Regions from separate parts of the Homo sapiens genome. Here regions 1, 2, 4, 5, 6 and 7 are each linked to region 3. The links are chromatin loops, found by intact Hi-C in ENCODE. Cell type or tissue: endothelial cell of umbilical vein. All regions are shown on one strand.

Region 1 (4,000 bases), 210 kb before region 3:
GGACTGTAAACTAGTTCAACCATTGTGGAAGTCAGTGTGGCGATTCCTCAGGGATCTAGAACTAGAAATACCATTTGACCCAGCCATCCCATTACTGGGTATATACCCAAAGGATTATAAATCATGCTGCTATAAAGACACATACACACGTATGTTTACTGCGGCACTATTCACAATAGCAAAGACTTGGAACCAACCCAAATGTCCAAAAATGATAGATTGGATTAAGAAAATGTGGCACATATACACCATGGAATACTATGCAGCCATAAAAAATGATGAGTTCATGTCCTTTGTAGGGACATGGATGAAATTGGAAATCATCATTCTCAGTAAACTATGGCAAGAACAAAAAACCAAACACCACATGTTCTCACTCATAGGTGGGAATTGAACAGTGAGAACACATGGACACAGGAAGGGGAACATCACACTCTGGGGACTGTTGTGGGGTGGGGGGAGGGGGTAGGGATAGCATGAGGAGATATACCTAATGCTAAATGACGAGTTATTGGGTGCAGCACACCAGCATGGCACATGTATACATATGTAACTAACCTGCACATTGTGCACATGTACCCTAAAACTTAAAGTATAATAATAATTTTTAAAAAGTGTCCCAGTTTAGACAATAAATTACATGGTGATCCTACTTACAACCAAGTTGGAAGAGAGAATTCTTCAAGCTTCCTAAAAGTAATCTTCCAGGTAAATATGAGGTTTCTACTGGTACTCAACCTAAAAGAGAAAATATAATACTTCAGGGATTAGGGTCTAATTACATCTATCTTTCTGCAGGTTTTTATTTTTAAAAACCTCATCTTTATGATTAAATGTAGATATCATCCCCTATGACGAGGATGGACTTTTTTAAGTGTTCAAACCAACTAACAATCAGCTAACTAATTTAACAATCTAACTAACTAAATGATAGAGATTGAAAAATCACAAGACAGCTTACCTGTTTTCACCAATGTGCCTAGACCCAGGGGATTTGAATAACTGCCTCACATTCATTTATTCATTCAACAGGTATTCAATAAGTATGAAGAACTGTACTAAGTGTTTTCGGGCATAGAAATCAAATCAGATTCAGACACTGCCCTCATGGACTTTATAGTCTTGTAGATAAGATAAGAAACATATATGATAAATGTCCACAGGAAAGGAGACTACACAGTACTAATTGAGTCTAGTGGGAAAAAAAGATGACATTCTTATCAGGGGACCTGGGATATATACTGACATAACCATTCTGGTTGTTTAAGTTTTGAAATACTTCCCAAGCAGTTGATAAAAAGAAATTCTCCAAGCCACCTTATGGTGTCCCCAAGTCACTTATTTAGGCCCCCAGGTCATCTTGTGGTGCCCCAACATGAGCCACAGCAGCAGGTGAACAAGTCCAGGAGCATTTCTGGTGAAAATAAGGATGGTCCAAATAGCTGCAGAGTAGACTGAGACAGCTGCTTGGGCAGTGGAGACGACGCAGGTTGGAAAGGTGAAGTACCCGTACACTGCTCAGGAACAGCCCAGTGTCCATAGGCCTGCAGAGCAGTGGCATTGGTATCAACATTGTCAGCAGGAGCCTGGCAATGGGCTGTCTAGATTGGTTCATCTGAGAAATGCTGGTGTTCTGATGCATCCCCAGTCAAAGCATAGACAGCACACACAGTCACCTCTAGCTGCAACAAAACACCAAGCTCCAGGGGACCTGGTGACTCTTTCATTCTATTCCCTATGGAAACACATTGACATGACTGTAATACAGCATTATTCTCTTGATTTTTACTAAGGGTCAGCATAAGAAATGACAGTATGAATACATTTTCCATATCTTCTTTAAAGGCCACTATTAAAGAGAAATTGATTGAAAATGAAAGTGAAGTGTCTTGAAGAAGATGGCCTATAAGCCTGACAGTGTGAACAAAAAAAATAAGGCTAAAAAATATAATCAGAAAAAGCTGGCCTCTGTGAGGTTAAAATAATTCTTTGGCCCCTCACTATAAAAATACTTTCAATATTTTCTTTTATTTTAGTAATTCATGGTTAGGTTCTTGTTTATTTCCAGGAACATTTTCTTCTTACCAACTGGTATATATCCTTTTATTAGAAAATGAATACTACATGACTCATGGAATTTCTTTATTGGCCTTTGTGACCCCCACAGGAACTAAATTTAATGTGCAACTGTAGAAAATATCCCTAGCTTAGATTTCAGATCTAATGATCTCCTCTGTTCCTACATATGGCCCTTAATATTTTAGCCTTATGTTAACATCTTATTGTATATGTGTAACCCATATCAAATTCTCCCAAAATAGGAGACTTACATCAAGTAACAGGTATATTTATGGATATGTTTTATAAAATATATAATCTTTTGAAATTTTAGACAGAAATTTCAAGAAAGTATTAAATAGACGAAGTGTTCATCTAAACTCTGTGTCCTTTGTGGGTAGCGTCATAATACTCCACCCTTTCTTGAGTGCTTACAACAATTCTTAGCTCGTATTTGTTGAATAACAAAATGAATACTGCATTAAGAAAGTATTATCGTATTATTCTCAAGATCATAATGGAGGTCAAACACCACCATAATGATGTCAAAATCCCTTCATTTTCTGAACTAAATGTGTAACAAACTTGCTGAAAGTATATTAATCATCATTTGTGACCAGGAAATGTTTTTTAATTATTTGGATATTTTGTGGTATTCGATATAGCAGGGATTTTAGCTGGAATGCAACTTAAAGAAAATCCTGTCTGCAACCGTAATGCAAAACTTTCCACTTAGCAGAACACCCAGTATATCTGCCTCTCAAGGAGTCCATTCATTTTCAGTTTCCAGCGTTGAGGTCCCCCTCTGGAACTATAGCAAATTAAGAGGTGTGTGATTCTTGAAGCTTTGTCTCTTTTACATTAATAAAGACTAATCATGTTTAAACATGTTAGCACGGCAAGTCCGGGGATGTGGGATAGGATGCCAGTTCTAAAGTGAAATTAGTAGTGTGAAGAAAGCTATGTGAAAAGTCGTGGAGAGAAATTGATTGAAAATGAAAGTGAAGTGTCTTGAAGAAGATGGCCTATAAGCCTGACAGTGTGAACTAAAAAACTAAGGTTAAAAAATATAATCAAAAAAACCTGGCCTCTGTGAGATTAAAATAACTCTTTGGCCCCTCACTATAAAACAACTGCATTAAAAGGAGAAAAAATTATACCCATAATATGCATGTTGCACAGAAGATACCTTTCAGAAAGGAGTCATGAGCAGAAAATTTTCTGGGTATAAGAAAACAAATGAAGAAGGAAAAAAATGAGCTTGCTCTTTACAACCAATGAAAACTTTCCTTTCTCTCTCTCTCTCTCTCTCTCCCCCTTCTCCCCTCCCTCCCTCTGAAATATACATACACTTGTTAAGCATTGTGAGCAGTTCACAAGCTACACAGTGAGTGAGAATCACTGCCTTAGGGTAAGTTGTTCTTACAAATAAGAAGTCAGGACCTCTGAGGCCCATATTCATTTTGCCTAATTTCTTCATGCTAGGTAGGACTTCTATAGTTAAATATTTTTCTTCTCATGTGATATTCAACTACAGATCAAACATTTGGGGTCATTTTGCATTAATGCAAAGTTTCATCATGGTGTACCAATTTCAGGTAGTTAAGTCAATAATCATAAGGAAGAGGAGAAAGAGAAAAAATAAATTATTGTATGCTTGCTGTGTGCTAGGAGCTTTCTGCATATTATCCCATAGGAGGCTCATGTCACTGAAGACAGAATTTTTGTTAATCCCTTTTATACATACGTAATGAATTGAGAGAAAAAGGTCAAATCTGCATTTGTGGCTTCAAGTGTGGCCATGGAGAGCCAGGGCTTAGTTTATCAAAAAGTAGGCATTAGTAGCTCACAGATTGCATTTTTGTAGCTCTTTACTCCAAACCAACTTTGCAGAAGGGTTCTCACCCACCTTACTGTCCCTAGCAATGCAGCTGCTTCCTTC
Region 2 (4,000 bases), 430 kb after region 3:
CACAAACCTCTCCTATCACTTTACACTTCTGCCTGCATATTCTCCATTTCATGGTACTCTGTCCTGTGCTATCCAAGCCCACCTGGTTACAAGTGTGCCCTGTAGATGACTTATCAGTCAACTCTGGGTTTGGCAGTCTTTTCTGTTAAGGTCAGAGACTACTTTGTATTATTTTTCCTGAAGATTCTTTTGGACAAGTCTATCCCAACAGAATGCTACTAAGAGAACAAATACCATCTTTGGTGTAACACTAAAACCTTGATTCTGTTATCTTAGGCACTAGCACCTCTAGTGATTATAATGAAATACACACACTTCAGTAGATAAAATGTGAAGACCAAACTGCCCAGCAGGAAATTCAGATGAGTATGACATTCAACTCTCCTGTTACCTGCAGTTCACACCTCTAATCTGCATTCACAATTTCTATTTTGAAAGTAGAAGCTTCGGAAGTTAAGTGCAATAGTTAAATTCAAGGACGGTGGAGTCAGATTCCCTGGGTTCAAGTCCATGCTCTGCCACTTCTAGTAATGATACTTTGAGTAAATTATTTTTCTGTACTTCAGCTTTATCAGGTGAATGTCATGGGAGATGACAAATCCCCGTAAGTCATAGGATTATTTTGAGTACTAAATGAACAAACTGAAAAGCAACTAGCAGAGGACATGGCACACAGTACATAATTATAATAGGTCATCCCACAAAAATATGCCATGTAAACTACTCCGAATCTTTAAAAAGTGCATTATCCTCACTCATACAGAGGAAGCTAATAGAAGTTTAGTTTATAAATGCACTTAATGACAAATATTACTTTAAAAAAGGCACAGGCCTGCAAAGAAAACATGTACGAAGGGCTGCTTTTTCCTTTGATTACATGGTGCAAGACTTCTATAACTGCATGACTAAGAAGTACTAAGATCTGATGATTGTGTGTATTTAAAATCCTGTCATCAGCACACTAGACCAGTCATACCACTATGCACTTGACAATGAAAACAGAATTGGTGAAGCAATACTGTGGTAGTTCTACTTTCCTCCCACCAGTGAACCCTTTCAGAATGGCTTGAGCTGGCAACAAAGCACGAAGCCATGGCTCAGCAGTGCCACGCTGGGGGAAAGAGTCCCTTTACCACCTTGTTTTCTACATAGAGGTAGTGTAACTGACTGTATTTAAAAAAAAAGATAATCACAGAGATACAGAGTATGTCCAGAGGAAGGCAGTATAGTGTTATAGTTAAAAGTATGCATAGGCTTTAGAATTAGACGTGCTTAGATTTTTATTTTTGGTTAATCTTTGTAAGAACACCCAAATGAGAATAATACCAGTAGTCTCTTCATAGGGCTGCTGAAGCATAAAGGAGAAAAGGCATGTAAGAAATCAATAATGTCAGCTATTATTATTACCTTGACATTCATCTCTAATTTCTAAAATGTAACCTTCCTTTTAGATGTGGTATCTATGTGCTCTTCAGTGACATCAAAATTCATACTGATAGGATACCAGTTTTGAAGTATCATACAGCTTCTACTCCCATCTCCACCCCTACTTCCCTGATTTTGTAAAGTGATTTGGTTTCGATTAAATATTGTAAAGGAAATAATCAAGTACAAATAAGATGACTATAGATTCCAGTTTGCCCAGAACAGTCTTGGCTTATGACTATTAAACTGGCATAATTAATAATAGAGTCTCCTTTCCCTGTTACAGTGCTCTGGCTTGAATGGGAAATAATTTGATCATCGTATATATAACACGATGTTGAATGCTACCCTGGCAAACAGGTAAGGCTTATAAAGTTTCCTTCTGTTCAATGCTTAGCAATTTCAGCATATACCCCAAACGTATAAACTGTCTAAAAATAACTATGTAGGAAAACACACAAGAGGTATTTCAAAAGGTTTCTAAGTTCAAAATTTAAGAGCAAGCCTTAGCACTGTGCTGAGCCCCTCACAGATGGACAAGCAGTCTCACACCCTGGTTAGGTAAACATGGCCAGCTGGATCTCCACTGTAGCAACAGGATAAGACAACATTCTCTTTTCCTGTGCTTTGAAGCCCTAGCTTCAATTCTTGCAATCTTTGTTTAATTTCAGGAAGGAAAAGGCTCTCCATAGGCAAGAACACCAAGGGATAGGGTATGTAAACTGAAACTTCTTGGGTCACATGCGTTTATGAAGACAAGTCTCCAGCCACCAGTTAGGGAAAGGCAAGTTATGATTTATTATTGCAGGCGGCCAGAAGAGAGCAGTAATAACTTCCTTTTCCTTTCCTGCCTAGACCATGCTGCCACGTGCAAGCTCCCTCAACAACAAAAAAAGCATGTGTAAGATAGGTTTAAAAGAAAAAGAAAAGGAAAAAAAAAAGCAAACATTAAGTGATTGACAATCTGGGAGTTGAGAAAGAAGACACATGCTCTACAAAATACGTGATGTGGTTGGGGGTGGGGAGGGGAAGGCGACTGTTTGAAAAACTTGCTTTACCAATCAAGAAAACAGCTAGTATCTATTATATAAGAGACAAGTTAATTGTAAGGAAAAAGTAAAAGGGGTCACTTGCATAATAAGAAAATAGTATAAGTGATCATCATGTTGACTTGTTTGATTAAAACATTTTATTATGTAATATGACTGACCAGAGTAGGCAAGATATTATAAAACACAGATTTGAAAATTACAATGAATATATGTGAAGTAGATACAGTATAAAAGTGTAAGTTAGGACTAAACATTGTCAAACCAAAAAACTAAGGCAGGCTCAGCGAAGAAGACATTGAAATGGTGACACAGTCTTAGATAGAAAAGTGAGAAAATTTACCAAAACTTTATGAAAAAAATTCTAGGTAATAGATTATAACTATAAAGCAGAGGAAGGCATGATTTCTGACCTCTGGGTAGAACTCATATTTTAGGAAAGAAGGCAGGTTAAGATACATTCCCTTTGTAGGGACATGGATGAAATTGGAAATCATCATTCTCAGTGAACTATCGCAAGAACAAAAAACCAAACACCAAAACCAAAAAACCAAACACGCATGTTCTCACTCATAGATGGGAATTGAACAATGAGAAAACATGGACACAGGAAGGGGAACATCACACTCTGGGGACTGTTGTGGGGTGGGGGGAGGGGGAGGGATAGCATTAGGAGATATACCTAATGCTAAATGACAAGTTAATGGGTGCAGCACACCAGCATGGCACATGTATACATATGTAACTAACCTGCACATTGTGCACCTGTACCCTAAAACTTAAAGTATAATAATAATAAAAAAATAAAAAAAAGATACATTCCACAGAGACCCTTCATATTCTGAGTATTTATATATAGATTATCTCATTAGATAGAACAATTCCTTTTTAAGTACACAGGTTGGTAGCTGAGGGATTATGTACCAGTTTTATGGATGAGGAAACTGATGCCTAGAGAGTAAGTGACCCACGCATACCACATTCACATAATTAGTGGTGGCATAGCTAGATTTTTTTATTTTTATTTTTAAGAGACAGGGTCTTGCTCTGTCACCCAAGCTGAAGTGCAGTGGTAGGATCACAGCTTACTGTAACTTTAAACTCCTGGGCTCAAGTGAACCTCTCGCCTCAACCTACTGAATGGTTACAACTACAGGCGTACACCAACACTTCTGGCTAATTTTTTTTTTTTTTTTTTTTTTTTGGTAGAAACAAGGGCTTACTATGTTGCCCAGGCTTGTCTTGAACTCCTGGCCTCAGGCAATCCTCCCATCTTGGCCTCCTAAAGCCCTGGGATTACAAGTGTGAGTCACTGCAGGCAGCCTACATCTTTTAACTCCAGATCCCGTCTTTGTACCATGGCTATTTGTACATAATATCCTGTATTTTTTTCTTCTGAAATACTTATAAAACCAGTAAGGATTTGTTTGCCCTCATGTAGCCTCCATGAGGGCAAATCCATATTTGTTAACACCACATTCTCATTCCCTGCACAATGACTGGCAAATAACAGGTGCTCAAAAATT
Region 3 (4,000 bases):
TGCTCTCTTTCTTTCCCCACCTCCTTTGCTCCTCTCCCCAGCCTCATTAGAAGGCAGCACCTCTTTCACCCCGTTCTTACTTGACTTGTTGCTTGTGCTACATAGGCAGTTTGTGACAAAGCCAGGTCTAGACTGTGTCTCCAAGGCTCCATGCCTGTCTGATAGCCAAATAGATCTCCTGCCTTTAAAATAGGTTGTCTACTCAAATGTAGTCTTTCTTGGTTCTTTACATTTTGAGAACACATAGAGAAAACTGATAAATCCTCAGGCTCCTATGGTGGTGAAAAAGCCAAGGTTAAAGTTTTTATTTTATATTATTTGTCACCAACTGCTCCTGGCAACAGAGGAAAAATATGTCAAGCTTTTATGATTTTATGAACTGTTATGTAAGTAATGCTATGTACCAGTAAAGAAACAACTTATGAAAATATTTTTAAAGGGTAGAACGAGATTAAACTTATCATAAAGTTAACCAGAGAGAGGAAATAAAGCAATAGTGAGTTTGGTTAGTCACATACTGTTCCTAGGGTTTTATGTATTGATACACATTTTTGGAGTGGTATATACCTAGTATTATAAATTTAGATACACACAAAACTACCCTCAGGAGAATTTTGTTAAAGAGAAGCATTAAAGAAGAATTAGACTGGTGAATTTCATCACACAAGGAAATATATTTACTGGTCTTTTTCATACTGTTTTACAATAAATGAAGTTATATATAAACATTCTTTTGGGTAATAATTTAGGGAAGAGATCCCACCATTGCTTTTTTTTTTTTTTTTTTTTTTTACCAAATTAGAAGTCTAATTTGGATCTCCATACTAAAAAGGACATGTTATTTTTATTTGCTTGTGGACTTTATAATTCCCTTCTCCCTGGAAAAGATTTCAGTCTTCCAAACAATTTTATTCTGGAAAGAAGATTGTGGAATGCTCAGGAACAGAAAGAGAACACAAATTGGAGCTTGATGTGAACTGCTTACAGAACAGAATAGGTGGGGTGTCATGCAGTGTGAGGTTGTGTGTGGTCAGTATACTACTTACTTAGTTTTATCAACTTTTAAAATTGTTTTGCAGGCACTCCATTAGTTAGCATGAAAAGAGCTCAAGAAAATTTTATATATAATAGAGATACATGATTTGGTTCTACAGCTTACACTACAAAATTACACTACTGAATAACACGATTCAGGAAATTAATTAAGTATCCTAGTATCATGGCCTTCTGACAAATGTACAGAACATACCGGACGCAGAGAGATAAAACAATAAAAGTTATAATTCTCATCCCACCCAATGCATCCTGAGTCAACAGAAAACTGAATGATAACACAAATATCATAGGATGGAATGTCTGTGTGGCTGCAGAAGGCCTTCCCTTCCTTTTCCTGTTTATGTTGTCAATTACGAAATGCTGAGCTGGAATGTTCTGGTATTTAAGACCCGTCAGCGTTTTCTCCTTTTCCTCATATTTACGTTAGCCTTTTCCTTTAATTATCTTGATGTTGTTATTCTTGGCAAAGCTGTCCTTTCCATGATGGTGTGTTTAGCTTCCAGACAGTCCCTACTTCCTCCTTATCTTTGTGAGCTCATTAACATTTCCAGCTCCAACTACTCACATCCCCTCTTCAACATCACCTCACCTTCATAGCTCAGTTCTTTTTCTCTCTTTTCAGCCCTTCTTTCAACTCTCACCCCAACCCTCTCACCCCTTTGGAATAACAAGTTATTTCCTCTTTCATTTCCTGTTACAGAAGATGTTTTTGGACCCATTCCCGAATATCTTTGGCATGAAAGTGTACCCACGCCGCTCTGTGTTTCCACTGGGCACATTTCCAGATATGTTTCATCAGCCTGGAGCCCTCAGCCCTCACACCAAGGTGAGCCTGGCCCTGTCAGTCACTGTCACCACCCGACCAGCATTCCAGGTGAGCTGAGATGACGGAGACGCAACTGGGGAGTCCTGCTCCCGCTGGCAATAGGCTCTTCTTTTCAAATCTGTTTCAAGAAGTCTATTTGAGGTATGAAAATCGGGACTTTTTTTATTTCAAGTAAAAAGGATTAAATGGCAGGAAGGAAGGCTGAGTCAGCAATATTTGTCCAGCTGAGACATGTGTCTCAATTTATGGAATAACTGTATTATCCAATTACTTTTCATTCTTTATAGGTCATCCAGAAGTAAGTTTGACAGTTGCATCCAAGCTGGAGGAAAAATGTATGAAACAACAAACAAAACTGACTAAAATTAAATGGTTTCTACTTTAGGGTTAAAAAAAATTGAGGAGGGAGTCATCTTACAGTGATGTGCCACATAATAGCATTTAGGTTCCATAAGACTATAATACCATATTTTTTACTGTACCTTTTCTATGTTAAAGTGTGTTTAGATACACAAACACCATTGTGTTACAATTGCCTACAGTATTTAGTACAATAAAATGCTGTACAGATTTGTAGCCTGGGAGAAATAGGCTATACTGTATAGTGCAGGTATGTAGCAGGCTATACATCTAGGTTGGTGTAAGTACACTCTATGATGTTCACGTGACAAAATCACCTAAGGACGCATTTCTCAAAGTGTTTCCCGTTGTTAAGCAAGGCATAACAATAATTTGCCCTTTAATGGGGCTGGGGTGTTATTATTCATGATGATTAATAAAACAAACTAAAAACTTTACCTTTCATTATGTCATGGTTTATTGAAGTGAACAGTTTCATAGTACACTTCCATATTTCTTTTTAATATTTATGCATCATTAGTAAAATATATTTATGAGCTAGAGGACACTGTCTTGAGATAAAGTGTTTGCTCATCAAGACCCAAAGACAAGATGTCATGCCCACGTTCTGAATCATGCAACCCTAAGCAGTCTACTCCACATTTGATATCTAGTGCTCTGTCAACCAAGTAAGTAAATATGCATGAAAGCACCCATTCAAACTACTGGCATTAAAATCTAGTACCCATAAACATGTTACTCCAACTAAACGTGAATAAGTAAGTTATTTCCTTGGATTCAAAACATTCCAGATTCAACATGCAAACCTGGTCTTTTTTGTGTAGTTTGGTTGGTTTGGTTTGGCTTGGCTTGGCTCAAAGACCAACTGGCAGAGATAGCAGAGAAAATGCTGTACATTTTAACCTAATTTTTGAAAATTATTCAGTAAATAAGTCTGTTGACTGGGCCAAGTTGTAAACATTTTCTAAGCTACTCCAGTACACTGCTGTTAATACAATTAAAAATGCAAAGTCAAAGTGACTTCCAATTCAAAACGATATTTGCCTCACAGCTCCAACGTAGCTTCTCCCTTTGATATGATGAAAATATTGATAAGGGCCCATAAAAGGGTAAACTTTCCATCCTATTGCTTGGAAGGCATCAGTTCAGCACACGAGCAGCCCCTCAGGAGGAAGAGAGAGTATCTGTGGAGCAGAGGTAAACTTGTGAGCACTTGTTAGAAACAAGGATCGCTAACACGGTGAAACCCCGTGTCTACTGAAAATACAAAAAAATTAGCCGGGCGTGGTGGCGGGCGCCTGTAGTCCCAGCTACTCAGGAGGCTGAGACAGGAGAACGGCATGAAGCCGGGAGGCAGAGCTTGCAGTGAGCCGAGATCGCGCCACTGCACTCCAGCCTGGGCGACAGAGCGAGACTCCGTCTCAAAAAAAAAAAAAAGAAAGAAACAAGGATCAACTCAGTGTCCATCCACCCACCCCACAGCTCCAGAGCTAAAGAGATCAAACACCGCACAGAAAGCAGAGAAGATGGGCCAAGGACAATCCGCTCACCCGCTCCACTAACAATGTCCAGTCTGGAGAACATGCTCCTTGTTTGAGACTAAACAAAAACGGTTGGAAAAAATACTGCAGACGAAGGGAAAGGGAGCAGCTTCTGGAAGACCCAGGGAAAGAGCAAAATAGGCTTGAATTTTCACTCGCTGGTCATTTGAACTTGGACAAGGAACTAAAACTCTCCAATCTGCAGTCTTTATGAAAA
Region 4 (4,000 bases), 86 kb before region 3:
CACAAAGTCCTAGAGGCCATAATATAACATTTGAATATTAAATACCAGGTACTATATGACTTGCTAGAATGATCTCAGTCAGTTTCCAATTCACATTCTGCTCACACAAATCAAATGTTGTTACCCATCCAAGCTATTTGGCTGCTAAAATGGACAAGCGGCACTGTTCATAACATGAGGGTCACAAATAATAACCATACTCTCTTAATGTTCAATAATTATACCAACAACCAATATTCATGTCTCATTTATGAGCCAGGCGCTGTGCTAAATTCCTTATATGCTGTCTTAGTCCGTTTTGTGCTGCTATAACTGAATACATGGGACTTGATAATTTTTAAAGAACAGAGATTTACTTCTCACAGCTCTGGAGACTTGGAAGTCCAGGATCAGGGCACCAACATTTTGCAAGGCCCTTCTCACCATATCATCACATAACGGAAGGTGGAAGGGCAAGGAGGGAGCAAGCGGGGGCCAAACTCGCCCTTTATAATGGCATTAATTCCATCTATGAGGGTAAAGCCCTCATGGCCTGATCATCTCTTAAAGGTCCTACCTCTTAGTATTGTTACAATGCCAACTATATTTCAACATGAGTTTTGGAAAGGACAAATATTCAAACCATAGCATATGCTAAGGACTCTTTACTATTATCCCGAAAACACTGGAAAGGAAGCTCCATGTGGACAGGGAGTTCTGTTTGTTTTGTTCCACACTGATTCCCTCAAGATCTAAGAGCAGTGCTCTGCACTATTTATATGCTCAAATTCCAGTGGTTTGTCTCCAGAGCTCACCCTATTTACCACCATACTGTGAGTCATAACTGATACACTAGTGCTCTACCCTCTGTGAAAAGCTGCACTGTGGGGGCAGCTCTAGAATCTGCCTATAGCATTTATCACTGGGGTGACTTTGGCAAGTTATTCACCTGTTGGATGCTTTTGTTTCCTCTCTATAAAGTGGGCATGACGGCAGCACGACCTCATACACTGGTGAGGATTAATATCAATTGCATAACAAACCACAAAAAAAATGATTTAAACAATAACAGTCATTTATTTTTGCTCTCAAATCTGCAATTTGGACAGGGCTCATCAGGGAAAACTCATTTCTGCTCCACACAGTATCAGGAGGGACAGCCCAGTGGAGGGCAGGATGATCCACATGCAAGACAGACAGCTCACTCTCAGGGCACGTAGTTGGTGCCAGTTGCTAGCTGGAAGGGGCTCAGGTTCTTCCCCACATAGCCTGGGCCTCCTTGAGGCATACTGTCTGGGTTCTCATGGAGAGCGTCCACAGGGAGGAAGCCAGGCAGAAGCTGTCTCCCCTCTTTTTTACTTAGCTTTGGAAATCACATAGCATCATTTTTGTCATACTCTATCTCCTTTTGAAACAGTTACAAAAGCCCACCCAGCTTCAAGGGGAAGAGACCTAGACTCTGCCTTTTGTTGGGGGAGTGGCAGTGACATGGTTTAGCTGTGTCCCCACCCAAATGCCATCTTTAATTTTCACGTGTTGTGGGAGGGACCCGGTGGGAAGTAATGGAATCATGGGGGCAAGTCTTTCCCGTGCTGTTCTCATGATAGTGAGTAAGTCTCACGAGATCTGATGGTTTTATAAAAAGGAGTTCCCCTGCACAAGCTCTCGCTCTCTTTGCCTACCACCATCCACGTAAGATGTGACTTGCTGCTCCTTGCCTTCTGCCATAATTGTGAGGCTTCCCCAGCCATGTGGAACTGTAAATTCATTAAACCGCTTTCTTTTGTAAATTGCCCAGTCTCGGATATCTCTTTATTAGCAGTGTTAAAGCGAACTAATACAGGCAGAGTTCTGGAAATCATGCTAAAGGGAAAATCTTGTTGTGCTCATTTGTGGAATATACAAGCTCCCACAGCTTGTGCCCCTGAATCAGGTTTTCCTCAAAGGAAATTTGTACTTAACTAAGGAATGATTGGAATGTCCAGCTACTCTGTGATTAGGTAAAACTGCTGTGTCTAATAACATGGGATAGCCGGGTACTGTTCACTCATCGGCTGCAATAACATGCGAAGGTTGATAATGGGGTTTTCTCATGCCCCTTGGTAGATAGATAGGGAATTCCCAAGCACTGGGCCATGGAGCCTAGAAGGAAACCAATCCATGTATCAAACTGAAAGGGTGGAGACAAGTTAGAGAATGGAAACTGATCAGCAATGGAGAAAGAAAACAAACATTTATTGAGTCGTTGCTTGTAAGAGCTACTTGCTTAGGTTATAAAATCTTCCTTCAACCTGTTCTCATGAGCTTGACTTTTTATTGACCAAAAGCCCATATTTTTAAGTCATGATAAAGCTTGAAAATTTCACAATATAGCATCTCCATATTAAATCCTCACAGCAAATTTATCAGTAACATTACCCTGAAAGTGTCCAACAGACTACCCTAAAGCTGGCTTCCCTTGGGGGAAGTCGGATGGCTTCAGCTATAAGTGAAGTTCAAACTTTTTCAGAGAAAGTGTTTCTAGTCCAGTATTCAAAGTCCTCTTGTTGGGCTGGCTCAGGTCCCATGCTGCCAACACACCTATGGCTATGCCAGAGGAGTATAACATGATGATTGGGCCAAGAAAATGACAGCACACAGTTTGGACATTTCTATCATTTAAGTTTCTCCAGGCAGTTTATAGAGAGGTTAAATATAATGGGCTCTGTGTGGCCTGTCATTTCCTTTTCTTTCACATCAAGAAATGGCCATTTGTTTCTTTCTTTTCTCTTCCAAATCAATTTCTTATCTATAACAAAATATCTCTTCTGATCCAATTCTGTGACATTCTGAAGCATCAGAAGGATGTTTTTATAAAATGTTTCCATTTACAAGTAATTCTATAGCAAAGCCCCTGAGGACCATGATGCAGTGAAGTTTTAGTATAATATTCTCTTGGATGCAATAATCCATCCATTGTAGCCCATATCATGGGATACTTGGTTTAATAAGACTTTTGCTTCAGGGCATTCAATATCCATCCACTGCACTTAAGAAAATCAGGTAAAACAGGTGTTTCCTCAATTAACAATTTAGAGTTTTGTTACACAGAAAATAAGTGAACCAAAATGGAAGCTAATATTCCTAACAAAACATACCAGTACTCTACATTTCCTGTTTTCCCAAAGACCTTGAATGAATCACTTCATGTATACATTTTAAAGTAATTAATTTAATGCATGCTTTGCAAAAAAAAAACACACAAAAATCATTATTTACAGCAACCTTACATTAACCAGTATGTATTTAATCATAAAAGTCTGTCAAGCAATGAAGTGTAATTTTTAACATCTAAGGAATTAACATAATATGATTAACTGAGATTTCCAATTTTATGAAAAATCTTGCTCAAATATTTTAAAATAGTGTCCCTGTTTACAAATATTTTTAATCGTATTGTTTCTTAAGTTAACTCATTGACAGTTTTTTTTAACTTTGGCAGAACCAGAACTTCTCCCATGCCATATAAAAAATGAATCTGTTGGTCATACCCTACTTATAATTCACTGTTGATTGCCCTCAGAAGACTAGAATCTATTCTAACATACGACCCAAGATAATTCTCATAATGAAGTAAAATTAAATTTGATTCCATTCCCAACACTCTACAAAAATTTAAACAAGTCATAAAAACCAGTTCTTCAGGGTTTTTTTTTTCTAAATATTACAACTTAAAAAGAAAATCTGAAATTTGTTTGAAGTCTTAAATAGTTTATCTGAAAACATTTCAAAATATCCTCAAAGAAGTTCTGAGAAAAAAATACAAAACAGAATGAGAGCAATTGGTAGAAAGACACAGCGCCTAGGCATGTTCTCACCCACGCATGGTTTGCTCTGGTCTCCATGTACCCTGCCTGCTCAATCTATGACTTTAGAAAACCAAATTTGAAAAACAAATCAAAATTTTCCAGCTTTCATCATTTATATAAATCTATTAACTTCAAAGAGAGCTTTGTTTATGGTTAGGGTGACTAATTTATCT
Region 5 (4,000 bases), 110 kb before region 3:
CTAGTACTAGACGGATTGGCCATTAATTTTAGTTAATTTTTAAATTCTTTTTAGAATTTTATGTGTTTTAAAGCAGTTAATAGAGGCATGTTAAAAAATATCCAAGACCTTGTTGACACAGTATTTCTAAAAGTATTCATAATTATGCTGACAATATTATGTCTATTCAGACAGCCAAACCTGGAAATATTTAGAAACTATTAAGTTTATGAAAGACAAGTCTGACTAAACCACTTAAAAGCAAGCCTGTTGATATGCTATTTCTAAAATTCTTCTAGGGAAAACATTGTGAGGTTAAAATAGAACAAAGAATAGATTGTGACAAATTCCTATGGACTCTAAATAATATTAATAATGATAAGCTTAATATTCAAATAGTTTCAGAGCATTGTATTCAGTATATAATTATTCTTCACTATGAATTATTTTCTTGCATTCAAAAAACGTATTCTTTAGTGACAACTTAATTTTAAAATACAGTATTAAATATATTAGATATTCTTTTTTAAGAGTATTCTTAAAATAGAATACTCTTCGTATCTAGAAGGAACGGCTAAATGTGTCCACAGTCTAACAATTGAATTTCTTTAAAATTTTGTCCAACAGAGCTTCAGTGAATTGGCACCAAGAATAACCATTCTGGGCTTCTGGGTTATTTATCTACATTTTCAGTGCTACCTTGGTAGATACCAGGCCAATTTCCTAGATAGGCCAGAGGAAGGGAGAGGTGGGGGTGTTTCACTACCATCTCTGGGTTAGTTCAGCACAAATTACTTTCCAATCCTGTTTCTAATTCTTATTTGCTTCCCAAGGACATAAACAATATAGAGTGTTAGGAAAACAAATCTTTTAGAAAAAAGTTTGATGTTTATAATTTAATAATTGAAAAATTAAGATAGATGTTTCTGTTTTCTAGAGATGTACTATAAAATTTCTTTATTAACTCACTGGAATAAGCAGGTTGATGAGCCACACAGGGTATTTTAAGATACCTGTTAGATTATAGTCACATCACCTTTTAAATAATTCACCCTAATTTTGTTCAAACTGGCACCCAGTATTTAGTGATAAGATTGATCAGATTGTGTTATTGTCTGATGGAAGCTGAGGAATTCAGGAGCAATAAGTTATGATGACATGCTTGAGAATTGTTGGGGACAGATCTTCCTCCTGAAATTACAAGTTCATACTGTGATATTGTCAAGCCTTTGTATACCATTATTTTATAAATGTTTATCAAAATCAGTTTCTTTAAATAACCCTTTCTCTATGCTATCCTTTCACTTTTATTTCCTGAATAAGGAAGGCTATTTATTAAATCTTTATGATTCAAAGTCATTTTGGAGGAAAAAAGAAAGTATTTTTTACCACAGTAGCGAATCATTCCTAGCTGAAGGCAGCCTTTGTTCTCAGTCACCAGTTAGACTGCACTTTCATAGCCTAGTGCCTTCTACCAGAGCCTCTTGATATATTCACATAAATGATGGAAGATGCATGAGACGTGAAGGTGACATGTGCAGTCTCCAGGAGGAAACTGATGCCCTGGTTGCTCGCTAAGGAGCCATCCTGGCGTCAGCGGCATACGCAGCCATGCGGCTGCCCTCCCAGCTGGAAGGAAGGAGGTAAGCAGCAGCTGTCAGCAGAAAGAGATGGGAAAGGGGCAATGACTCTCCAATTCACAGAAATAAAATTGTTCATGAAAATTCCCAGTTATGCCCTCCCATAGCTGTATTCCTTCCAAGACTTCTGACTGACTTCCCTGAAACTTCTTTCGTTCTGGCTTATCAGTTGTTTCAGGGCGATGTATTACTCAGCCACCGCCTGTGAAGTGAACCAGAACAATTTGAGGTTAATTCACCTCTCCCAACAATCATAAAAGTTTGTTCGTTCAGAGGTTCAACAATGAAATTGTTACTGATTAGTCCAGATCAAAAAATCTGCACTTTTGTCATTGCAAAAAGATTTAATTACCTTTTTCTAATGCAGTATATATGCCCCATTTGCCAAGACAAAAGAGCTATTATTCAAAGGAAAAAAATATTGCTGTAGCAAGCACAGTAACTTTTAATATTTTCACTGCTGAACTGTCAAAATGTGAACATTCCCACCCCCTTAAAAAATGAAAGTATGGAACTATCGCATAACCTTCACTTTTATAGTAAGAGGTTTTCAGAATATGACCAAAAAAACATAGCAATTTCAGCCAGGTCATAATTTAGTATAAAATAAAACAAGACATTTAAACCCGAGGAGGAAAAAAAAATCTGAGAGTGGTAGAACTATCCAACTATGTGTGCAATTTCCTTGTGCTCAAATTGCATTTTCTCCCTTCAGTGTTATACTGAGCAGGGTCTTGCCCTCTAGATTAGAGACTTTTGCATTAGAGGAAACTAGGTTATGTCTTCCACTGTCAGAGACAGAAATTATGAGCTGCAGTGCATTTTAGCCAGTCACTCTGAAAAATGTTTGCCCAAGGGGGTAATAATTAGAACTGTTTTTGTCAGGTGACTGCATTTTAAGCAGTGATGTGTCTGAGAATCTAGCTAAGGGCTTTAATATAAATATGAATATTTTTTTCAGTCAGCATTGTGGCTTGATTTTTTTTTTTGCTTTGCTTTTTATTTCAAAAGTAAGCACTTTTCAGGAATTATCAGCTAACATGTCCTACAGTTTAGCACAATGGTGACCCAATAATATAATAGCCAGCAGAGAATGATACCCAAGCAGCCTGAGAAGTTAATGCATAAAACGATAAATGAATTCATTTTGAGATCATCATGCATTTATGGACACAAATAATTACTCTGTATTGATTGCTTAGAGGAGTCTAAGCCCAAACATAAAATGGTTTTACTTCTAAATTATTGTTTTACTTATTTAAGTAGTTATTTAATGCAGTTTAATATGGTAGTTCACACTAACATAAATAAAATATATAAAAATACAATTGATGCGCTTTTGGATTACTTCAAAGTGGCTTGACACCTCTGGGGTCAAGACCCCATGGCTGGTGGGTTATCTAGGAGTTCTGTATTATTTATTAAGTTGTCCAAATCTGAATATAACCTTTTTAGACAAGAATGGATCATTTTAATATTCGTTCCCATTACAAAAGCATTATGGAAAGATGGGGATGGATGGAAATAATCTCATATCCTTTGGCTTATAAACTTTAATAAAGACTATCCTTTTGTTCCTACAATAATCCTATGTTTGCAAATAAATGAATCACTTTCAATTATGAGCTTCTCGGAACAAAAGGTCATGTTTTCTGTAGAGTCTTAAGAATACCAAATCCCATCCCCATCAGAGTGTAAATAATGAATAATTACAAAATGAAACTTTCCTCCTGAAAATTAGCTTTAACTATGTTATATCACAGGAAATAATAAATAACAATAATTTGAAAGTAATTAATTTTCTGAGACTATTCTACTTTATATATCACAGACCGTTTGAAATCTTTTATTTGTTTATTTTTAGAGACTGGGTCTTGCTATGTTGCCCAGGCTAGAGTGCAGTGGCTATTCACAGGCACAATCATCACACACTACAGCCTTGAACTCCTGGCTTCAAATGATCCTCCCACTTCAGCCTCCTGAGTAGCTGAGACTACAGGCTGGCACCACTGCACCCAGCCTGAAATCTTAAACTTTCTATTCTAAAAAGGGTTCAATTGGAAAAATGTTGTTGACTTTCATTATAACCAATTATGTACTTATAAGTAGTACATCTTTCATAATATCAGAAACATGACATAACAAAGAATAAGCTTCTACAGTATGAAATCCCCCCACTGCCATGTAACTCACCTTATCTTGCTTTGTGTACCCATGTTTTAATCTTCCAGTTTGAACTTCAATTTCTTCTTTTTTTAAATAAAAAGGTTGATTAAAACTCTGTACGAAAGCTGATTCTCTCCCTCTCAGGTGATCTTACCTCCTTCTCTCTTTCCCAAGATCCTCTCTGGGTATAAAAGGATAATCCTGTGTTCTCATGG
Region 6 (4,000 bases), 270 kb before region 3:
AGGTCCCTGGCCCCCCAGTTCTGGGCTCTTTCTACTATTCGACGCTGCCTCCTGCAAAACGTGTCCTATTTTGAGGCACCCTTGTTTATCACAGATTTGTTGTACTCCCCTTTTTTTGCAGTCTTTGAAATTTCTTTTCTCGTGTTCTCTCACTTATTTCCCAAAAGCCATTTGTTATGTAACAGATGAATATGTGTTCCTGTTTATAAATATTCTACAGTAAGTCAAGAAAATGTGGGGAAATAGGGGGAAAAGGCTAATAGGACCTTCAAACCCTCTATCTGGAAATGTCGGGAATCTAGACTGTGTCTAAGGGGCAAAGGTCACAAAAGAAGAACAAAGCCAGGAAGCTGAACCTGGTCTTGTATGTTTGGATCCCATCTCATTCGTTTTTCCCTTCATTTTCAGTCTGTCCAAAATTAGGATGTTTGGTGTTATGGAGGTTCACCTGGGAAAAATCAGGAGGCCGCCGAGTGTAACTGTGGGATGGCATCACAGTAAGCAAGAAGCTTAAAATCTAATCCATTACCAGGGAATTGAATCCAGGGAACATGGCTTCATTAAAGACTACGACTTTATAAATAACTACACATAAATAGACCGCTTTGCCTTAGAGAATAATATATTTCAAAATTATTATCTACTTAAAATATTTTACCTAAAAGAATTCACAATTAGCTTTCAATATTTAAACAGTACATTAGAAATGGAATGATTATAAATATCAGAAACAAAAGCCACTTCATTACAGTATGAACATATGCTAACATACCACATACTGCTTTTGAATTTAATAATAATATAGTTTATCTTTTTTTAACTGACATAAGGGTTTTGATAATAGCTAATATAAATATATGAAATGTCAAATTTAGAAGATAGTGCTTAAACATTTGTCTCTTAGAGAGTATTGTTAAACTTAACTTTTATTAACTCTGAGAATCAAAGAGAAATATGGTGATGCTAGTGAACGTTTGAAAATCTTTTATTTTATCACTTTTAATGCATGTTTAATATTTAACATTCATCTTATTACAGTCAGGAATTGTGAAATGCTTGTGCTGTTTCTAAACAGTTTTAAAGTTCAATGCACAGTCACAATTCAGAGGGGAGATTTCACACATTTATGGAAAATAAGCCATTTTTGCAGTAAAGTTGCAAAGTGTGAAAGAATTCTTGTTTTATCTGCCTTACTTATCATGTTTATGAATTATTTTGCCTGGAAGTAAATTGACAAGTTGTCAATGAACAATAGAAAGTGCCCCAGCTAGGCTTTTCACAGGTTCAGATGCCTTTGGGCAAAAGGGCTAAATCTGTAGTTGCAATCTAGCATATGGAGCACTGAAAAAAGTGGCAACAGGGTGAGAGACATTCCCTGCAAAATGCATGCGGTTGTTGCTCTCTAACCAATCTGCTTGGACCACTGTACATTATGAATTCAGGTACCATCGTCTTGCCATACAGGAATAGGATTCCTTGCCTCCATATAATAATTTGTTTCTGTTTTATCCTAGTTTACTTTGGTCTACTTTGTCATTTTGAACTATTTTAATTCTCCAAATGATTATTATTAAATATTCATCTTTAGTAATAAAAAGCCATTTCCCTATTCTAGGTGACTGTCTATTGGAAACTTCCCACAGAATCCCATAGGAAGGAAAACAATCTCAGAGACCCTTTTTTCAGTGGGTAAGGGTAGACCTTGACTTCCGCCTTTAACCACCACATTTTAGGATTACCTGGCTATAACATTTCATGTCCTTTTCTCCCATCTCATGTTTTTCACAATGCTATTTTGAGACTATTTTATGATAACTCATACAGCTGAATAAATTACTAAACAGCTAAGTGGGCTTTCAGTAGATGGCACTCTTTGTTCTGAATCAGCCCAATATTGTTTTGCCACTTCACTGAAAGGCCAGCTGTTCTTTGAAGCTCCTGCCTTCCAGATATGCCACTCTCTAAGACACAGGGATGTGGTTTAGGGTAAAAGTTATGGCTGGGATTTCTAACCCAAGAAACAAGAAGGACACAAAAGACAGCCTCATGAATAAGAGTTCATTAGGAAAAAAAAAAAAGCTGAAGTTTGAATATGAGAAAAGCCAAGTCCGGTGTCAGTTATGGATGTGGTTAGACTCATAGAGCCAAGAGTTTTAATGTAGACTTGAAATAAGCTCAGAGAAAGTGCATGTTAGAAAGAAGTGACGTGGAAGGTGACTGGGATTTTATAGGAAAATCTAAAAGTGATGATTACTGACCTTGATGGGCCAGCCAGCTCATGGTGTATGGGAGGGTCAGGCCAGACAAAGCAGGAGTATATTTCTGCTCTCTAGTGGTTTCTTGTTTATCACACACCCCTTTTCTATCTGTCTCCACAGTCATTGATGATTCTTGCCCCTGGTTTGCACTCTTTTCCTAATCTCCAGGCATCATCTTGTGTCACTTCCACACTAAGTAGATGATCTCTTTAGTACTTGTAAGTCTCCTCCATTGGGAGCTTCTCTAGCCTTTCATCTTCATTTCATTGTAACAATGTCGTGGCCACATCCTGGACCTTGTCTCCACTTACAAAATAATTCACTCAGAGAGTGGGATCTCCTGCTCTATTCACAGTGTTATAATGTATGGATAGTGTTATAATGGGTTCCTGCTACTGTGTTGCCTCAAAACCTACTCTTCACGTTTAATATATTCCCCAACACGTCAACCCCCGCCTACTTAGGTTCCAACTCCAACTACCTGCATTAATCTCACTGTTAACGTAATAATTTTAATGACAATATTACCAAAACCTCCAATTCACTCACTCCCATAAGGCAATGTACAGTGGAAAAGAACATTCCTGGAATCAGAGAGTACTACAGGCTTTTGCCACTTTTGAAAACCTGCTATTTCAAACTTTGTTCATCTGTAAATTAGACTCAATGTCTAACAAATACCTTTTTTATTGAGAAATTGCTGCTGCTTTAATGAAATAACACAGATAATATCTCTTCAGACCAGTTTCTTCTCCATCGTCTTCCCTTACTCTTCTGCTGTAACCATCCTGAAAATTCCACATCAGGAATGAGCCCTTCTATTCATTTTTATCTACTCCTGTTCCTAGGCTTCTGAAGGCACCCAGGAAAATCTCTTAACTGTGCTAATAATTTTTGCAAATTTAGGAATTTCTACTAATTCTTTTTTTTGTGTTCATGAAGTAATTTACTTATTTATTTATTATACTTTAAGTTCTAGGGTACATGTGCACAGCCTGCAGGTTTGTTACATATGTATACATGTGCCATGTTGGTGTGCTGCACCCATTAACTCGTCATTTACATTAGGTGTATCTCCTAATGCTATCCCTCCCCTCTCCCCCACCCCACGAAAGGCACCAGTATGTGATGTTACCCTTCCTGTGTCCAAGTGTGCTCATTGTTCAATTCCCACCTATGAGTGAGAACATGCAGTGTTTGGTTTTTTGTCCTTGCAATAGTTTGCTGAGAATGATGGTTTCCAGTTTCATCCATGTCCCTACAAAGGACATTAACTCATCCTTTTTTATGGCTGCATAGTATTCCATGGTGTGTATATGCCACATTTTCTTAATCCAGTCTATCATTGACGGACATTTGGGTTGGTTCCAAGTCTTTGCTATTGTGAATAATGCCGCAATAAACATACGTGTGCATGTGTCTTTATAGCAGCATGATTTATAATCCTTTGGGTATATACCCAGTAATGGGATGGCTGAGTCAAATGGTATTTCTAGTTCTAGATCCCTGAGGAATTGCCACACTGACTTCCACAATGGTTGAACTAGTTTACAGTCCCACCAACAGTGTAAAACTGTTCCTATTTCTCCACGTCCTCTCCATACCTGTTGTTTCCTGACTTTTTAATGAACACCATTCTAACTGGTGTGAGATGGTATTTCATTGTGGTTTTGATTTGCATTTCTCTGATGGCCAGTGATGATGAGCATTTTTTCATGTGTCTGTTGGCTGCATAAATATCT
Region 7 (4,000 bases), 170 kb before region 3:
CACATCCATGCTTGCTAGACTAAAATGACTAACAATTACTCATGTATTCTAGAGCCTTCACTGAGCTATTACCATTAGCTAAGCTGTCATTCCAGCTGTAGCTCTAGTCTTCCCTTGGAAGACAGATGGTTACAGGTGGTTTCTGCCATTCAGTCATTGAATAAGTATTTACTATACACTAGCTCTATCGAGGTCAGTAAGATCCAGCCCTACTATAAAGGAAAGTATTATATTTTCCACATGTTTAATGGGTAAAATATACTCTTTATGATCTCATTCATGTGGTTGAATATCTCCTAGGTTTGAGAAAACTATTGGAAAACATTAAATGTGCAATATAGGTGTTGACCCGTAAATTGAATTATGCATTCACTATATCTTATGATTTTCTCTTTCTTGGAGAAGAAGTGCCTGTGAGAAGTTCTATCCTTTGGAATTGTGCCAGAATTGTGCCATTTTTACTCAAAACAACATAACAAGTGGAAAAAAATTAATCACTTTATTAATTAATTGGAAAACTGTGTGGGATAGACACATTGGGGGAACGCTATAAGATTGAGCCTTGCTCTGCTAAGGTTCAAAATGCAGAAAGATTATTTTAAGTTGTAGAATTTGGTAACAGACAAGAGAAAGAAAGCAAGGTGGAATTAGCTCATCTATAAATAAAGAAATATAAGACTTCCATAAGCCTTGCATAAATTTAAACACCCTCATTGATAATTGACCAGCATAGCAATAAGATAGCAGAATATTTTCTAGCAAATACAGTTTACCCTTTAAACAAAGTTCTTGGTGGTATTTTTCTATATTTAAAATGATTCCTGTCCAGGGCATATTGCTACTTTGTATTCCTCTTGATATTTTCATTTAAAAGAGAGCCGCTGTGCAAAATAATGTCCTTGTCTGTCCCTTCCTCATACAAACCTCCAATCAAATTTAATAAAGCTAGTTTGATACAATGCCAGCCTACACTTGGTTTACCCTTGGTCGACTTTAATAGGGTCAAAAATATTTTCGCATTGGCAGTGTACGCATTAATCATTTTTCCAGAAGATTTAGAAAATTGGAAGAGACAAGGCCAAGCAAAATTTTAAATTAATTGGGCCTACCCCAGCCTTCCAGGGTCACCTTGTGGCAGTTGTCCCACATTTTCCAGGTCACGGAGTTCCTGTGTTTCCTACAGCTGCCATGAGGAGAGATCCATGCTGTGGGCACACAAAGGTGAAAGAATTTCTCTCAGAAAGTGCGAATTTTCCTACGGCAACCACAACAATTGCAGTTTCCAGATTGTCGCCAGACACCAACCACTTAAATAATGCATGCTCGGCTGACGCCTCCACTTGTGCATTTTCTAATCGAGTAGTCAGGAAAATTTGCAAACACTCTGTCATTTACCATAAATCCACTGCCTACTCATAACTACAGAGTAATTAATTTTAGTGCTGCTCAGAATTATTAATTTCAGCCAGAAAAAATCTCTTTTCACAACTGCCATGTCCCCCATTTTATTTTCTTCCACCAATATTCATCAAAAAGGTTGAAACGGTTTTCTCATAGGAGAAAGCTTATTCAGAGTAATGTTATTGAGAGTCTAGTGTAATAGCAGTAACGGAATCTATATTTCTGGGTCTAATCCACAATCATGTGTCCAGAGTGTCCGGCTGACTCACCAGATGAAATTGGCAACATAAAATGAAGGCTTTTATGGAAGAAATGGTATAGTAGTCCGTAAAGCCTTACTATGTGATAGACAATCAACCTCAGAGTTTGGTTCTTCTAATATAAGGTAGTAATCATCTATACCCTCAGTTCAGAAAACACCTTCAGCCTTTTAAGAAAATTAGCAAATATTATTTTCCACTTGTTAAATAATCTTAGCATTTGACCAAAAAGAAAGTAAGAATCTTTATCAAGTTCAAAAATAACTTGTAGTGGAATACACAATTACGAATACACTGGAATAAAATTCTCAGCAATCACGTGTATATCTAACATACACAGAATGAAAATTGAGCATTAAATATGGTGCATTTTCTCTTGATAAAGCTAAATCGGGCACTCTCATTTGACATTAGTTCCCTGCTAAAGCAGCTGCATAATATGCCATAAGAATGTCCATATTATAAATAGGTAATGAGCATGAGAAAATTGGTACAGCTTTGTTTGACTAATGGCCAGATCGCTCCCTATCAGTAGCAGGAACACATAGCTAGCACAAGTATTGGCACTTTAATTGCCATGGAAGATTTCGTTTCCACTTTCTACTGCATGAATGATCAAGAAAAAAATGAAGGAAAAGTAAACTAACATCTAAAGCTGTAAACATGACTCACTGGGAAATCAGACATGGTTAAGTAAATTCCAGGATGTTTGTGGTTATCTGGGTCTAAACACTGCTGATAGTTCTGACTGCTCTTATTTTTAACTGTTTTTCCCCTGGGTGCTTCTTAGCCCAAGTGCATTCTTATAAAGACCTTCAACCTTTGATTATGAACACTCTCTGATTGCAGTATAGCAAAGAAGAGATGTGTCAGTACTAATGAGACTACCTAGTAGAATACAAAATGCTCTCACCAAGACCAAAACCTAGTGAGAAACTAACGACTGAAGAGCAAGGGTGACAAAACCTGACATTGTTTCCATCTTTATGTGTATCTTTTCTTCATAAGGTAGAGTCATTTTGAGATGATGTAACTACAGTTATATTAAAATTAGAAAGTTCCTAAAAGAGATCAAGTCACTGACACATAGAAAAAGATCATAAACAGGAAAAATGTGTCAGAAGGGAGTTTTTAAAATAATCTTTTTGAACCTCAGAACTATATGGGAATCTTGAGGCAATTGACACACTTGTGGAGAGTTAAAAAGAGTCACCTAAAACCTTAGGCTCAGTAGCATCTGCCCCACCTGGCAATCTGTTAGAAATGCAGACACTCAGTCCCCACCCCACACCTACTGAATCTGAATCTGCATGTTGACAAGATCCAGGTAATTCACGAGTGCATTAAAGTTTGAGAAGCACCAGTCTAAAACATCGTTGTAGAAGGTAAAGAAATTTCACAAATATTTCACAAATCATTGCCAAAAATCAGCTTGCCACTTCTATTTCAAGCTAACTAATTGCCTTCTAGGTCTACGCTTCTTTTTTTCTCCCTCAAGTTTTTCACACACACTAATAACCTTGTTCCAGACAAGGATACAATGAGCACGTCTTCAAGAAATGCATCTTCATTTCAAGTCAAGGCTGGGCCAACATAAGAATCAAGCAAAGAAAATGAAAAAGCTAACATCTCTGTTGTGCTATTAAAGGTTCTGGGTTTATATCCATGGGTCATCTCACCTCTCCCAATCTGGCCTCTTGTTTAGAGTGACAGATTTAACAAACATGTCTTTGAAACTGTAATTTTTTATTTTCTTGGTTATGGGGCAAAGCCCCAAGATTACTCTCAAACTGATGAAACAAAATTATCTATTTAAAAAAATTATTCAATTGCCTGGACTATGATAAAAGCCCATAAGGAAAAGGGAGAAAAAAGGAGAAAAAAAGGAACGTTTTTTAAATCACTGTGATAAATAATTCAAACATTGTATAACTAATCCGGAAAGTGAACAGAGTTCAACCCCATTAATTAGTCATTACAAACTACTGATTTGTACAATAACATCAGTGGTGCTTCTGAAGTAAAATACTAAGGAGTTATGTCCAGGGTGGAGCTAAGATACAGGACTTTTCCAAACACATGAATTTTTGCTGGAAAGATTTGCAACTAAATTGAGCCACTATTGAAACTCTACATTGTTTAATTTTATTTTTTTCGATTAATCACATACATTTAAATTTTAATTCATGATATTTTGTTAAAAGCATTATTGTGCGATCTTCACTGTATTTTGACAGAAAGCTGAATTCTTGTTCACAAGTATAGGATTTGTTTAGCTCCAGGCATCTGTGTTTGGATTACAAGAATGCTGATTGGTTCACTGCCAGGGGCACCCAGAG

What was found. A loop is a pair of places that touch in the nucleus more often than their neighbours do. Peaks named below come from ENCODE experiments on the same cell type or tissue, not always from the same donor. Only the 100,000 strongest peaks of a DNase experiment are listed, where the experiment ranks them.
Region 1: a loop joins it to region 3, with 9 times the contacts of the local background. A loop is called at or near these places in 3 of 110 quality-filtered maps.
Region 2: it touches region 3 in a loop (4-fold over the local background); 2 of 110 quality-filtered maps call a loop at or near these places.
Region 4: it touches region 3 in a loop (12-fold over the local background); 3 of 110 quality-filtered maps call a loop at or near these places.
Region 5: it touches region 3 in a loop (5-fold over the local background); 2 of 110 quality-filtered maps call a loop at or near these places.
Region 6: a loop joins it to region 3, with 6 times the contacts of the local background. A loop is called at or near these places in 3 of 110 quality-filtered maps.
Region 7: it touches region 3 in a loop (7-fold over the local background); 5 of 110 quality-filtered maps call a loop at or near these places.

The regions. Positions count from the first base shown.
Region 1 is chr5:93,149,169-93,153,168 of GRCh38, forward strand. LOC105379083 (a long non-coding RNA gene) reads right to left here. Exons shown (of 3, transcript XR_007058869.1): 2 at 658-738. Among named protein-coding and RNA genes, the nearest start is that of LINC02058, 210 kb to the left of the region's middle. In endothelial cell of umbilical vein, no CTCF peak of the experiment used is centred here; a DNase peak (open chromatin) is centred at 2,123; H3K27ac peaks cover 1,457 bases.
Region 2 is chr5:93,789,586-93,793,585 of GRCh38, forward strand. The region is part of intron 8 of ARB2A (ARB2 cotranscriptional regulator A); the gene reads right to left. Among named protein-coding and RNA genes, the nearest start is that of POU5F2, 50 kb to the left of the region's middle. In endothelial cell of umbilical vein, no CTCF peak of the experiment used is centred here; a DNase peak (open chromatin) is centred at 2,206.
Region 3 is chr5:93,358,048-93,362,047 of GRCh38, forward strand. No RefSeq gene overlaps it. Among named protein-coding and RNA genes, the nearest start is that of NR2F1-AS1, 220 kb to the right of the region's middle. RefSeq lists an enhancer at 1,214-2,413. In endothelial cell of umbilical vein, no CTCF peak of the experiment used is centred here; DNase peaks (open chromatin) are centred at 324, 1,554 and 2,594; H3K27ac peaks cover 3,147 bases.
Region 4 is chr5:93,272,515-93,276,514 of GRCh38, forward strand. No RefSeq gene overlaps it. Among named protein-coding and RNA genes, the nearest start is that of NR2F1-AS1, 310 kb to the right of the region's middle. In endothelial cell of umbilical vein, no CTCF peak of the experiment used is centred here; DNase peaks (open chromatin) are centred at 987, 2,017 and 3,057; H3K27ac peaks cover 2,963 bases.
Region 5 is chr5:93,248,308-93,252,307 of GRCh38, forward strand. No RefSeq gene overlaps it. Among named protein-coding and RNA genes, the nearest start is that of LINC02058, 310 kb to the left of the region's middle. In endothelial cell of umbilical vein, no CTCF peak of the experiment used is centred here; DNase peaks (open chromatin) are centred at 1,674 and 2,364; H3K4me3 peaks cover 507 bases; H3K27ac peaks cover 1,870 bases.
Region 6 is chr5:93,090,596-93,094,595 of GRCh38, forward strand. No RefSeq gene overlaps it. Among named protein-coding and RNA genes, the nearest start is that of LINC02058, 150 kb to the left of the region's middle. In endothelial cell of umbilical vein, a CTCF peak has its summit at 1,866 (motif pointing right); a DNase peak (open chromatin) is centred at 1,896.
Region 7 is chr5:93,189,962-93,193,961 of GRCh38, forward strand. LOC105379083 (a long non-coding RNA gene) reads right to left here and starts at 1,228. Exons shown (of 3, transcript XR_007058869.1): 1 at 1,110-1,228. RefSeq lists an enhancer at 399-1,686. In endothelial cell of umbilical vein, no CTCF peak of the experiment used is centred here; a DNase peak (open chromatin) is centred at 2,360; H3K27ac peaks cover 1,754 bases.